Linked DNA regions of Homo sapiens: region 2 is linked to region 1. Evidence: chromatin contacts called from ENCODE Hi-C or POLR2A ChIA-PET data. All regions are on one chromosome and are shown on one strand. The core of a region is the stretch at or near the end of the contact, and the rest is flanking DNA. Distances in the headings are between cores, read along the strand shown.

Region 1 (6,400 bases), core at 2,225-4,724:
GGTTTCACTGTGTTAGCCAGGATGGTCTCGATCTCCTGACCTTGTGATCCACCCTCCTCAGCCTCCCAAAGTGCTGGGATTACAGGTGTGAGCCACCGCGCCTGGCCTGAGAGATATTCTTATTATTCCGTTTCATAGATCAGAAAATTGAGACTCACACAGGTTAAAGTAACTTGCCCAAGGTCACACTGCCAGGACTAGTAGCATTTTTTCTGTACGTCATGGTGAGGAGCTGTATATATGTATGTATGTATGTATGTTTTGAGAGACAGAGTCTTGGTCTGTTGCCCAGGCTGGAGTGCAGTGGCGCGATCTTGGCTCACTGCAACCTCCGCCTCCTGGGTTCAAGTGATTCCCCTGCCTCAGCTTCCCAAGTAGCTGGGAATACAGGTGTGCGCCACCACGCCCAGCTAGTTTTTGTATTTTTTAGTAGAGATGGGGTTTCACAATATGTTGGCCAGGCTGGTCTCCAATGCCTGACCTCACATGATCCACCTGCCTCGGCCTCCCAAAGTGCTGGGATTACAGGCATGAACCATGGTGCCCAGCCAGGAGCTTTATTTTTAACTTTATCTTGAAAGTCAGGTATTCTGGGCTATTGCCTTTGTACCCTTATGTCGGGGGTGTTACAGGCCCATTTGATGATTTGATGTAGACCCTCCCAGAAAGATGGAAGTATGAACATGCTTCTGTTGCACAGTTTCAGGGGAGCTCCTGAATCCTCTGGAGATCTAGGCAGAAGGACCTCCAATGTGAGGCATCAGGAGTCATTCAAGGGCCTTCAACCTGGGAGTAACTTCATCAGATCTGTACTATTAAGAAGCATCTGGCTTCTGTGAGGAGTGGGATTGGAGGGTGAAGATACAGGGCCTGAGACCTGTCAGGAGGTTGTAGCAACAGGGCAGAAAGAGAAAGTGTGATCCAAAAGGAAGGTAGCTGTCACAGTAGAGTGTCTGTGAACCTCAGTTTTCTCCTCTGTAAAATGGGAGGGTCTTGAGGATTATATACAGCAATGCATATATATGATGTATATGTATGTTTGTATATGGATTGATGCATATAAAGTGCTGCCACATAGTAAACACACAATGATTGTCAACTGTTACTAATGTGGCCGGCTTAGTAAATTGTGCAGCTAGTATTTGGCTCCAGGTCTACCTCGTTAACCATGGTGAAATAATGAGATTAGATTGCTCAGGAGTCTCCTCCTCTTTCCATCCTCCTGGCCTCCTCTCTCCTCAATAGAGCCCCTGGGGTAGTCGGGAGACGGGAGGGATCAGTTGCTGGAGTCCTGACATGATTTTTCCTTCTCCCCAGATCACTGAGACCCAGAGGCTGGGCCTGGCTATGGCCCTAGAACCTAACACCACCTTCCTGAGGAAGTCCCTGAAGGCCGCCTTGAAACATTTGGGCCCCTGACCATCCACCAAGGGACCACCCTCTTGGTGCTCCATCACCAGCTTCCTGAAGGGCATTTCTTTCTTCACCACCTTGTCTTGAGCCCTAGCCTGAGGATAAAGGCTGAGCCTGGCCATCCCAGATTGCAACTGCCTCCCTGTTACAGGCTGCATAGGGAATATTGGCTTCCCAGCCAGCAGGGAGGCTCCTGGGCTAAGGGAGCTCAGCTATATTTTCTTTTTCATTTCTTTTGTTTTTGAGAGAAGGTATTGCTCTGTCATCCAGGCTGGAGTGCAGTGATGCGATTGATCATGGCTCACTGTAACCTCTGCCTCCCAGGCTCGATCCTCCCATGTCAGCCTCCCAAGTAGCTGGGACTACATGCACATGACACTATGCCCAGCTAATTTTTTATTTTGTAGATAATATGCTGGTCAGGGCTGGTCTTGAACTCCTGAGCTCAAGTGATCTTCCTGCCTTGGCACCCAAAGTGTTGAGATTTACAGGTGTGAGCCACCACACCAGGCCAGAGCTATATTTCCAAAGGCTGCTGGCCCCAGGCACACTCCTCATCAATTCTCAGGCTGCAGGGACAAACTTTCCGATAGGGCTCAGTAGGATCAAGCCGACCCAGAGTGGGCATGGGATGCTCCAGGAGGTCTGGGGTACCAGTGGGCTCAGATGAAGCTCTTGTGCTCATGTATATTATGACCTTCTGTGTTTTTGTTTCTGACTTGAATAATTTATCAATGGTGTTGAATAAAAGCAAGTTCAATAATGTCTTTTTCTTTTTTTTTTTTCGAGTCTGAGTCTCGCACTGTCGCCCAGGCTGGAATGCAATGGCATGATCTCGGCTCACTGCAACCTCTGCCTCCCCAGTTCAAGCGATTCTCCTGCCTCAGCCTCTTGAGTAGCTGGGATTACAGGCGCATGCCACCATGACCCGCTCATTTTTGTATTTTTAGTAGAGACGAGGCTGGTCTCAAACTCCTGACCTCAGGTGATCCGCCTGCCTCCCAAAGTGCTGGGATTACAGGCGTGAGCCACCACGCCTGGCCAATGTCTTATTAGAAGCAGTACCTTCCTTCCCATGAATTCTGGGTATTGAGCCCATCCGCACCCCCTCCACTTCCCTGCTCAATGACAAGGAACATCTTTTTCCTGGTGAGGGGAAGGGTGTAGGGTATCTTATTCACCCTCTGAGGGCCAAATAATGTGTAATACCACCCACCCCATCCTATAGGAGCTGCCCCCACCAGGCAGGGGGGTAGGTGAGAATGGGCATCTTAAAGGTGGGAGTGACTCAGTCTGGAGTTCGGGAAGGGTTTTGGGCAGATGAATCCGAGGAGAGATCTGAAGGGCTCTGGGGGTTACTGTGGCTAAGAGGATGAGACCCATTGGACAGAGGAAAGAGCAGAGAAGACACCTTATGGGTGTGCAGTGCTGTGTGCCTGTTTTACATCCTTGTATTCCTGTAGCACCTGGCTAGACGCCTTATTCATAGCAGTCACACTTAAAACGTAGATGTTATCAAATTAACTATCAAGTGAAAGTTCACTTAAGGACTTTCCCAGCTCTTCCCCTCTGCAGGCGTTGAAAGGACAGGAACAGAACTTTCCGGACACTTCCCTTACCACGAGTCCACGTTAGAGCAAGGTGCTGAGGGAGGGAGGTCGGGCCAGGCTTCCTTTTGAGAACATAAGCTGGTGCGGAGGGCGCGAGGGGAGAGGGGTTTGAGGGACAAGCGTGCCGGAATCCACGCTGTCAGTGAACATCACTGGGCTGTACCAGTACGTGTGACTACCGAAGCTCGAGCCCCGAACCCAGCCGCTTCCCTAGGGGTCCAGCAGCAGCGGGCGCGAATCGGCACATTACCGGGGGACCGCGGGGCGCTCAGGACTGCGACAACTCTGTGGGTTACCGCGCCGGCCTAGCGGCCCAGCGACGCCCCCCAGCGGCCAGAGAAGGCCGCGCTTCTCGGGGTTGGCCCACCCAACCGCTCTGCGGGTAGGACCGAGGAGCAAAGCATTATCGCGAGATCAGGGCCACTATTTGAGCGCATGCGCAAGACATGCTAGTCTCTTTTCCGGTTAGCGCGGCGTGAGAAGCCATGAGGTGAGTTGGTCCTGAAAGCCCTATCCGCGTTCATCCGCGCCTTCAGGTGCCCCGCCGAGGGTTCGGATCCTGTAGGCCGCGCCGCGGACCCTTGCGCCACCTGCGCCGCGGGGCATTTCTCAAGGCGGGTCGGCCTGCGGGTCGCCCTTCCTACCAGGTCCGATCACTGAGAGCCTCCCTCTTCCACCGGGGCTTGGGTCTGGGTCTGAGCTCCCGTCGCTCTACTTGGTGTCCGGAATCTACGGGGGAGTCCGCCGTGGGCCGCCCGCCCGTCTCGAAGCCTAGACCTCGGAGGCTTCCAGGCAGTCCGAGCGTGTGGACTCCGCGGCCCTGAGCGCCCTGTCGCTTCTCTCCCGCAGCAGCAAAGTCTCTCGCGACACCCTGTACGAGGCGGTGCGGGAAGTCCTGCACGGGAACCAGCGCAAGCGCCGCAAGTGAGTGCCGACCCTGGGGCACGGCGCGGGTGGCGAGGGCCGGCGGGTGCTTAACCCCCCTCCTCTCTCGAAGGTTCCTGGAGACGGTGGAGTTGCAGATCAGCTTGAAGAACTATGATCCCCAGAAGGACAAGCGCTTCTCGGGCACCGTCAGGTTGGCACCGTTCTGATCCCACCCAGCCCTCAGTGCCCCCGTGCTTGCCCCTCCCCTGCAGGCTCCCGCTGAGCCGGAGGCGGGCACGTCGGTACTGATGTGCTAGGGTAGTTCAGACCCCCTGCTCCGGGCAGGCGCGGCTGGACGGACCCCCACCCTGGGTCTTAAAACATGAGGGGAGGCGTGGGTAGGCCTCGGCCGAGCCCGCCGGCCAGCCTGAGAAGCCAGGCTGGCTGCTGGTGAATGTGAACGCTCCGGGTAAGGCTCGGTGGCTGCTGCGGTCCCAGACCCTTCACCGGCCCTTGGGACCCAGGGCTAGGCGTAACCTGTTGGTGCTGTCCCCCAAAACGCAGGCTTAAGTCCACTCCCCGCCCTAAGTTCTCTGTGTGTGTCCTGGGGGACCAGCAGCACTGTGACGAGGCTAAGGCCGTGGATATCCCCCACATGGACATCGAGGCGCTGAAAAAACTCAACAAGAATAAAAAACTGGTCAAGAAGCTGGGTGAGTCCGGCCGCTGTGGTTTTGCATGTGAGATGTGTGGTGGGGGCGGTAGAAAGGCTTTTCTGCCATTTTCGATTTTTAAATGATGAGGGGCCTAGAATAGCAAAGGATCGGCGGTGGTTGCCTAGCTTGCCTGAGTGCTGTTTTAGCTTTGGGGTGGTTTGATGTTTGTATTGCTATGAGGATTCCAGTTGATGAGGGAGGCCAGGCATTGTAAGTTGACCAGCCAGGTGCTGGTGAACTATGATTTGGAAATCTTTACGCTGCGTTGTTTAGGCAGTGGCATTAGACTGCTTTTACAGGTAGGAAGCAGACATTCCCAGTTGTCACGTGTCCAGGGTCCACAGCTAAGAAATAGGCAGAATTCGAGCCCAGGCAGTCTTGACCAGAGCATCCGTTGTACAGCGGTTATGCCATGGATCATGGGTCAGCCTGGTTTTCTGAGAGCATGTTTTGGGACCAGTGAAGGTCCAGAGGACTTTCTGGAAACCGTTTGGGCTAGGGAAAAGACTGAGGCGGGGTCTTAGAGAGGGTGCTGCTTGGAGGTCACTTACATGATTGATTCAAGTGCGTTTCTGGCCTGCCACATTTGAGGTGTGCCTTGGTGACCAGGTTCTAAGCAATGCCAATGGCTTCCTCTCTCTATCAGCCAAGAAGTATGATGCGTTTTTGGCCTCAGAGTCTCTGATCAAGCAGATTCCACGAATCCTCGGCCCAGGTTTAAATAAGGCAGGAAAGTTCCCTTCCCTGCTCACACACAACGAAAACATGGTGGCCAAAGTGGATGAGGTGAAGTCCACAATCAAGTTCCAAATGAAGAAGGTGAGTGGGTCTGGCGGGTTGCTATGGGTGAAGGTGTTGGCAGGGTCTAAATCTTATCCAAGTCTCTAAATATGCCAGTAAGAGCACCCACCAGGATTGAAACTTTTGGAGTAACCCTGGTCTTGGCCCGGGTCCAAGTACCTGCTCACCAGGCCACTGGGGGAGGAAGGACAGGCCATCTGCTATTCGTCCACCAACCTGACTTGATCCTCTCTTCCCTCCTCCCAGGTGTTATGTCTGGCTGTAGCTGTTGGTCACGTGAAGATGACAGACGATGAGCTTGTGTATAACATTCACCTGGCTGTCAACTTCTTGGTGTCATTGCTCAAGAAAAACTGGCAGAATGTCCGGGCCTTATATATCAAGAGCACCATGGGCAAGCCCCAGCGCCTATATTAAGGCACATTTGAATAAATTCTATTACCAGTTCCCTCTGTCTGCCTGTGATTGAGGGTGGGGGGTGGTTTGTCAGCTGACAAGTGAGGGCCTTGGCACTGCTGATGGCTAGTTGTGTAGTTTGTCACTTTGATGATGGATAGTTGGGTACTATAGGGAAGAGGATGTTTTTCTGCCATCAAAATCAGGCAGTCTTGCATATGTGATAGGGTTGCTAACGGCATTGAAGCTTTTTGACAGGATTGGTCCATGTAAATTTAAAATAAGGATTTTAGTCAGCATTTCTGTGTTAAGAAGACCACATGTGGAGTATCCTATGCTTTGGGTTAGTAATGAGTAAATGTTAAGGAAAACAAGGCACAGCAAACCAGTACAAAAGTATAATTAATGGACCTTGTTTTTTTTTTTTAAATGGAGTTTGTAGCCCAGGCTGGAGCGCAATGGTGCGATCTCAATCTGTGGGTCCCAGTTCAAGCAATTCTGCCTCGGCCTCTCAAAGTGCTGGGATTACAGGTGTGAGTCACCATCCCCAGCCAGATCCTGTTAACAGTATTCCAGGTCCTTGCCCCAGGCAGGCTA
Region 2 (6,400 bases), core at 2,132-4,631, 250 kb after region 1:
AGTTCTTCTGCCTATGTGATGTTCCCCAGTCTCTCACACCAAGACACACACACTCTTAGAAGACAGTTACCGTGTCTTATGATTTCTGTGCCACCCCTCACCCTTCCTACCTGCCCCAACCCATCCCAGGCACATGCTCTGTACTCAGTGACTGCCGCTGAATTGGATTTAATGGAATCCAAGCTTCCTCCCTACCCAACTCTTGAGATCTGGTAATTGGGTCGCAAACATTACCCCCTGCTTGGCTGGTCTCTGGATTCCTGCTGTGCTGCCCTGGAGGAGTCTGGGAGAAGCCACCCTTCTGTTGAAGAGGGCTAGACTGCCTGGGACCCTGCTGCCAGTCCCAAAGCTGCCACATCAACCTTGGGATTGAGCCCTCTTCTAAGACTTTCCCACCTCCCCACAGGGGAGAGCATGGGCATGGGGCATCTGCAGCAATGGGAAGAATGGATGGGCTAGAGGGAGGAGTGTGGCAGTGAGAGCAAAGACCAGCCTCGTGTTTACTGGTCTCACCAAACCTCAGCTCCTTGGAGACCTTTGTTCCTAGAAGTGATGGAATCCTTACCCCACCCCCCGCCATCCCTATTCCTGCCAGGCACCCAAACAAGGTGCTGTCCCAGAGTAAACCCACAGCTCTTGAGCTTTTTCTCATTCCCACAGGGCCATCAGTAGGAAAAATTAATAGAAAAGATTCCAGTTGGATACAAAGCCAGAGGCAGCTGGGAACCAACAACTGAGCCCACATTTCCCCTACAGTGTCCTCAGCTCAAGGCATGTGAGCTGGGCTTGCCTGAGAGCTGAGGGTGGAGAGGAGCCTCCTATCATGAGAGAGCGTGTGAGAGTGTGTGCCTGTGCGCCCATGTGTGTGCACACGTGTGCCTGTGTGCCCATGTATTCATGTATGTGTGAGTGTGTGCTCCATGTGCACGTGTGTTTGTGGGGCTACATGCCCATGTATGCATCTGTGTGTATGCACGCATGTGTCCACATCTGTGTTGCCCATTACATGCCCACGTGCATGTCTGTGTGCACCCTGTGTGTATGTGCAATGAATGTGCACCTGTGGCAATGCACACCCATGGGAGGGGCAGGGGAGCTGTGGGAGCGTGGGGGACATTTTTGCAAACTCGGTGTTGTGGGCAGGCAGGTAGGAGTGGGTCTGGACATGGCTGTGGGAACAGGAGTCATGTGTTTGTGGTGGAAGGAGGATTTCTGCCCGGGTGTTTGTGAATGAGGACTGGACGACTGAGGTGGGGCAGCTGTGCTTCTGGCTGAGGCCCCGCCGTCTCATCCTTCCTGGGGTCACCTCCCAGGGCAGCCACCTTTGCCAGAAGTGCCCAGGTTTGATGCTCCAGCCTGGGCTGGCATGGCCAGCAGAAAGCACAATGTCTTGGAGGCCCAGCAGAAGGAAGACATCAGTCTCTGAACATTGAAAAGGGGCAGGTGAAAGTGTAGGGCGGGAGGAATAAGTCCCTTCGATTCCTCCAACGGTGGCTGGCAAAACAGACCCCATCTCCCTGGAAGGCTGTGCCCTAGGATGGGAGGGTTGCAAAATGGAGGCAGCTCTGTCTCTGTTCTAGTAGTGGAGACCTGGATGACACCACTCCCCAGATGTCCAAGGACTGGGGGGCCTCTGGGGGCGGCATTTGAATTAGGCCATAAACGATTAGGAGAATGTCAGAGGAAGGAAGTGGTAGGGGAAAGGGGGCATTCCAGGCGGCAGAAACAACTCGAGCAAAGGCACAGAGGCGGGAAAATGCAGGGTGTGCTCGCGAGAGCCAGAGGTCCTCTGCAAGCTGCCTCCCGCATGTTCATGGAAGAAAGCTGAGGCCCAGAGAGAGGAAGTGTTTCTAAGACCTAGCAGTAGAAATGAGGTCCTCTTACTCCAGGTCAGTGATTTTTGTCACCCTAAAAAGCTTGCAGGAGGGAACACCGGGGAATCGGCTGTTGGTTTGGTTTCCTTTGCTTTCTTATCCCCATCTAGGGCTGAATCAGGGATCCCTGTTCTTTGCCTTCCTCTGCCAGCAGCTAGCTGTGTGATTCTGAATAAGTCACTTCCCCTCTTTGGGCCCCTCATCTCCAATACAAAGGAGGTATAAGGCCCGGCCTCACCTGGGAATCCCAATTCGGACTCCATAGCAAGCTAAAATGTGGCTTAGTTATTCTCCTATCCTCAGCACCTAGCAGAATCTACAGCACAACACAGGTGCTCAAATAACTGTTTTTGAATGAAGAAAGGAAGGAAAGAATGAAAAGCATCATGACTCTTCCTTAGCACTCTACTTTGACAGCCTCAGCCTCTCCCCTCCCCAGGCAGGACAAAGGATACAGGAGTTCCAAACCTTGAAGAGGAAGGCAAGAAAAACAAATAATCTAACTACACAGGGGCCCTAAACTCTGCCTCTGGGTAGATGCCCCTGAGAGAACCTTTCCTTGCAGCCTTGGCCTTGCTGAAACTGTGCAGTGGGGAGGGCCTGGAGGAGGGGCAGGGACCTCTAGCAGAACAGGAGGCAGCTGGGCCTGAGCCACAGCTGGCCCTCCCCTTGCCCCCTCCCAACTCACAGCCTCTCTGCTCCAAGAAGTGTCCCAAGCCCTCTGGTCCCAACCCTGAGGGGTTGGGCTGGGTCTGAAACCTCCTGTTTCCCAGCCAATGATACCTTCATTTTTTCCAGTTCCAGTAACCCCTTTTTTGAGGCCTCCCTTTCATGTTAAGAACTTTATTGCTCATTTCCCTCTTCTATGACAGCAGCTGTATTTCTTTTAACTTTGTAAAACACACACATGATCTATGGTGATAGAAATCAGAATCAGTTGCCTCTGCGGTAGAGACTGACTGGAAGGGGGCACGAAGGAATTTGGAGGTGGTGAAAATGTCTGAAATCTTGATCTAGGTGATGGTTACATGGGCAGATATATTTGTCAAAATTCATCAGGCTGTACACTTAAGATCTGTGCATTTTACTGGATGTGGAATGTATGTACATTATACCTCATAAAGTACTGCTAGCATCTAAAAGATACACATACAGAAAAATACACGGAACGGACATGCTCAGTTTAATGAATTATTTAGCCAGCGCCTGTGAAACACCACCCACAATGCCTGGTGCCCCTGTGTAGTCCACAGAGCCTGGCTATAACCAAGCAGTTTCCCAGGGACACCAACACCCACAGACAGGGCACCTCGACTCCAGACACCATGTGCCTCTTGCTTCCCGGATTCATGGAAACACAGAGACCAGGGATGGGGCAGAGCCCACAGGCTTTGGAACCTAGAATTTCCCATCAGTTCAACCCCAAGCTTGACTGCAACTCCCATTCTAGTGAATTGAAGGAACAGAAAACACACCATTTCCCCTTTCTGGGAGGGGGGTTTCCGTACCCGGCCTCCTCCAGTGAGTCTTGGCTGAGGGGTGGGGGTTGTCCCTAGTTAAAGTCAAGGAGAACTGTGCCTTCCCTGCATCCCTGCTAAAAATAACCCCAGGCAGTGTTGCTGCCACTGAGCAGCAGGAAGGACAGAGTCATGTTTTGCTTTAAAACTAGAAGCAGCTCGGCAGTTGGGGGCTAGGGCGGGGTGGGAGAGCAGGCTAGGGATCTGAGAACCCTGGCTGTGCTCCGTGCACCCCCACCCCCAGCTGCAGCTGGTCTTCCGGGGGTGCCTGAGAGGGGTGTGTGTATGTTAGTGCGTGCACGCGCATGTGTGGTGACAGGGCCTCCCAGCAGCAGAGCAGGGAGCCAGGGAAGCCTGGGAATGGGTGGGGAGGGGTCTCTGTCCTGATAACTGGAGCATGCAGCTGGAGGGCCAGGCGTCACGTACTCCATGGGGTCCCTACCTCCTCTGAGAAGCGTTCTGTCCCTGCAGCCCACACCAGGCTCCCTGGGGGTCGGAGAGTCTAGCCTTCTGCAGCGTGGCTGCCTGCCCCTCGGGGGCTCCTTGCACACACAGGGCTGGGGATTGTCGCTTCGTAGTCCCTGTCTCTGTCTGGCTTCCGCTCTGCCCAAAGAGAATGTGAGGTCCTCAAGGGTGGGCGCAGTCCGGCAGCGAGGAATTTCCCTGGAAACAGGAAGTACAAGATGTGTCAATGCAGGATCCTAGCAGAGGAGTGACAGGCTGAGTAAAGGGAAGGGAAGAGGCCCTCCTGGCTGCTCACTCTTGCTCTCTCCTCCCACTACTCCCCTGCCTGTCTCATGCATCAGAGGCCTCACATTGTTGGTCTCTCTTTCTCTGTGCATGTCTTGGGTCCCCAGCTCCTTGGAGCCACGATCATCCTGCAGTTGGCCTCCATTTTCCAAGGTAACAATAAAGAAGAATCACCATTAATTTCACAGGTACCCCATTCCGGGCACTGTGCTGACCCTGATGTGGATGATCTCATTTAATCCTCCCAGCAAGCCTGTGATATTGGAATGATTACAATTACTCCTTATTTACAAATTAGGAAACTGAGGCTTAAAGTGGTAAAGTGCTAGTCTAGGATCCCACTGGTAGTACATGAAAAAGGCAAGGCTTGAAGTCATGATATGGAACACAGAGCATGTCCAAGATGACTGTCCAGAAGACAATAAGAATTTTAGGGCCGGGCACGGTGGCTCACACCTGTAATCCCAGCATTTTGGGAGGCTGAGGCGGGTGGATCACCTGAGGTCAGGAGTTTGAGACCACGCTGGCCAACATGGTGAAACCCCGTCTCTACTAAAAATACAAAAATTAGCCAGGCATGGTGGCAGGCGCCTGTAATCTCAGCTACTTGGGAGGCCGAGGCAGGAAAATTGCTTGAACTCGAGAGGTGGAGGTTGCAGTGAGCTGGGATCATGCCACTGCACTCACAGCCACAGAGCGAGACTCTGTCTCCAAAAAAAAAAAGAATTTTAGAAATTTGACCATTCTAGATAATTTAGGACACATGGTTGCTGAACTTGATTTTTTTATTTAAAAAACACACATATACACACACCCCAAAATAGTGGCTTTTTTTTTTAGATGGAGTTTCCCTCTTATTGCCCAGGCTGGAGTGCAATGGCATGCTTTCGGCTCACCACAACCTCCGCCTCCCGGGTTCAAATGATTCTCCTGCCTCAGCCTCCCGAGCAGCTGGGACCACAGCCATGCGCTACCACGCCCGGCTAATTTGTATTTTTAGTAGAGACGGGATTTCTCCATGTTGGTCAGGCTGGTCTTGAACTCCTGACCTCAGGTGATCTGCCCGCCTCGGCCTCCCAAAGTGCTGGGATTACAGGCATGAGCCACCATGCCCAGCCGACAATAGTGGCTTTACAGCCAAAATGCGTACTCCCAGTTGTGATTTTGACCAAGAAACTAACCTTCCTGACCAAGCCTCAGTTTCCATCTCTACAAAATGGGTGTAATAATCCTTGCAGAGGATTACTGGAGAGTAGTGGATTTGAACTCAGCCTTTTTTCTAAACCTGGAAAACACAAAGCTCTTTCTTGCCTTGAGGACTTTGCATGTGCTGTGCTGTTCCCTGTGCCTGAAACCCTCAGCCTCCAGATGTTAACGTGACTAGTTTATTCTTGTCATCCAGGTCTCAGCTCAAATATAACCTTCCTCATAGCAGCCTTCCCTGAGTACTCAGCAGACCCCCCATCACACTCCATCGCATCCCTATTCATTTTCTTCTTTGCACATATTGTGATCTGAAATTTTCTTACTTATTTGTTCTGTTTTTTTTTTATGGCCTGTCCCCTTCCCAACTGCCAAGGATATAAGTTTCTTGAAAGCTGGAACCTCTGTGGGGTTTAATGACCCATTCACGGTGCTCAGAGCAGCACCTGGCAAACATCAGCGCTTGCTAAACATTTATGAATGAATGAATGAATGAGCTTTGGAAATAGCATTATATTTAAGTGACTAACTCTCACAGGCCTTGCTGAGGGCTGTGAATGTGGGCTAATGGGGGATCGGAGGAGAGTGCTTTGGGCCTGGCTCTGGCCCAGGCTCAGCCCTGAAGCTCCCGGGCTGCAGGGAACCATGAGGCTGCCTGGGCTTCCGGCTGCTGCAGGATAAAGGTCAACTCTTGCTGGAACACGAGGTTCTGCACCATCTGGGCTTGCCTGCCTCTGGCCTCATCTCCCCGGGCTCTCCAACCTGCACTCCATGTCCAGCCAGACCAAACAACTCCCAGTGCCCACCAGAGAACACCGGGCTGCTTCACGCCTGTGTGCTTTTATACACACTGTTCCTTCTACCTGGAACGTCCTGCACCCTTGCTCTGCCTGGCCAATTCCTCTCTCCCTGAACCTTCTGCTCTGGCCACACCCAGTCCCCAACTTCCCAAGACATTATAATGATCCGTTTTTGTGCATTTTCCCAAGTAAACCAGGGACTCAGACTTTCCAAGTAGCCCATAGGAGGGCAGCGACCAGGTTTTGTGTCCCCAGT

The links. A loop is a pair of places that touch in the nucleus more often than their neighbours do. ChIA-PET counts read pairs that join two places held with the same protein, here RNA polymerase II (POLR2A). Pooled maps may share reads with other maps.
Region 2: a loop to region 1 is called in a pooled map, with 2.7 times the contacts of the local background. The contact joins the enhancer-like site here to the promoter of RPL10A in region 1. A Hi-C loop is called at or near these places in 3 of 168 maps with a recorded cell type or tissue (CD8-positive, alpha-beta T cell, naive thymus-derived CD4-positive, alpha-beta T cell and natural killer cell) and 11 of 50 pooled maps. POLR2A ChIA-PET finds 5 or more read pairs at or near these places in 7 of 52 experiments (GM10248, GM12878, H1 and 4 more).

Annotation. Positions count from the first base shown.
Region 1 is chr6:35,464,927-35,471,326 of GRCh38, forward strand. It overlaps RPL10A (ribosomal protein L10a), which reads left to right and starts at 3,475. Exons shown (of 6, transcript NM_007104.5): 1 at 3,475-3,513; 2 at 3,873-3,947; 3 at 4,021-4,101; 4 at 4,455-4,603; 5 at 5,253-5,425; 6 at 5,654-5,854. The coding sequence starts at 3,509. The coding sequence ends at 5,824. It overlaps FANCE (FA complementation group E), which reads left to right. Exons shown (of 10, transcript NM_021922.3): 10 at 1,318-2,176. The coding sequence ends at 1,419. MIR7111 (microRNA 7111) reads left to right here and starts at 5,582; the gene lies at 5,582-5,653. RefSeq lists enhancers at 2,915-2,964, 3,241-3,797, 3,975-4,044, 4,105-4,204.
Region 2 is chr6:35,716,495-35,722,894 of GRCh38, forward strand. It overlaps a transcript of FKBP5 not described here. Among named protein-coding and RNA genes, the nearest start is that of ARMC12, 17 kb to the right of the region's middle. RefSeq lists enhancers at 1,005-1,570, 4,009-4,248 and a silencer at 1,958-2,252. Within about 2 kb of position 3,382, at least 28 of the 41 ENCODE cell types and tissues checked have a DNase peak (open chromatin) inside an H3K27ac peak, as active enhancers do; they include GM12878, where a contact is called at or near this core.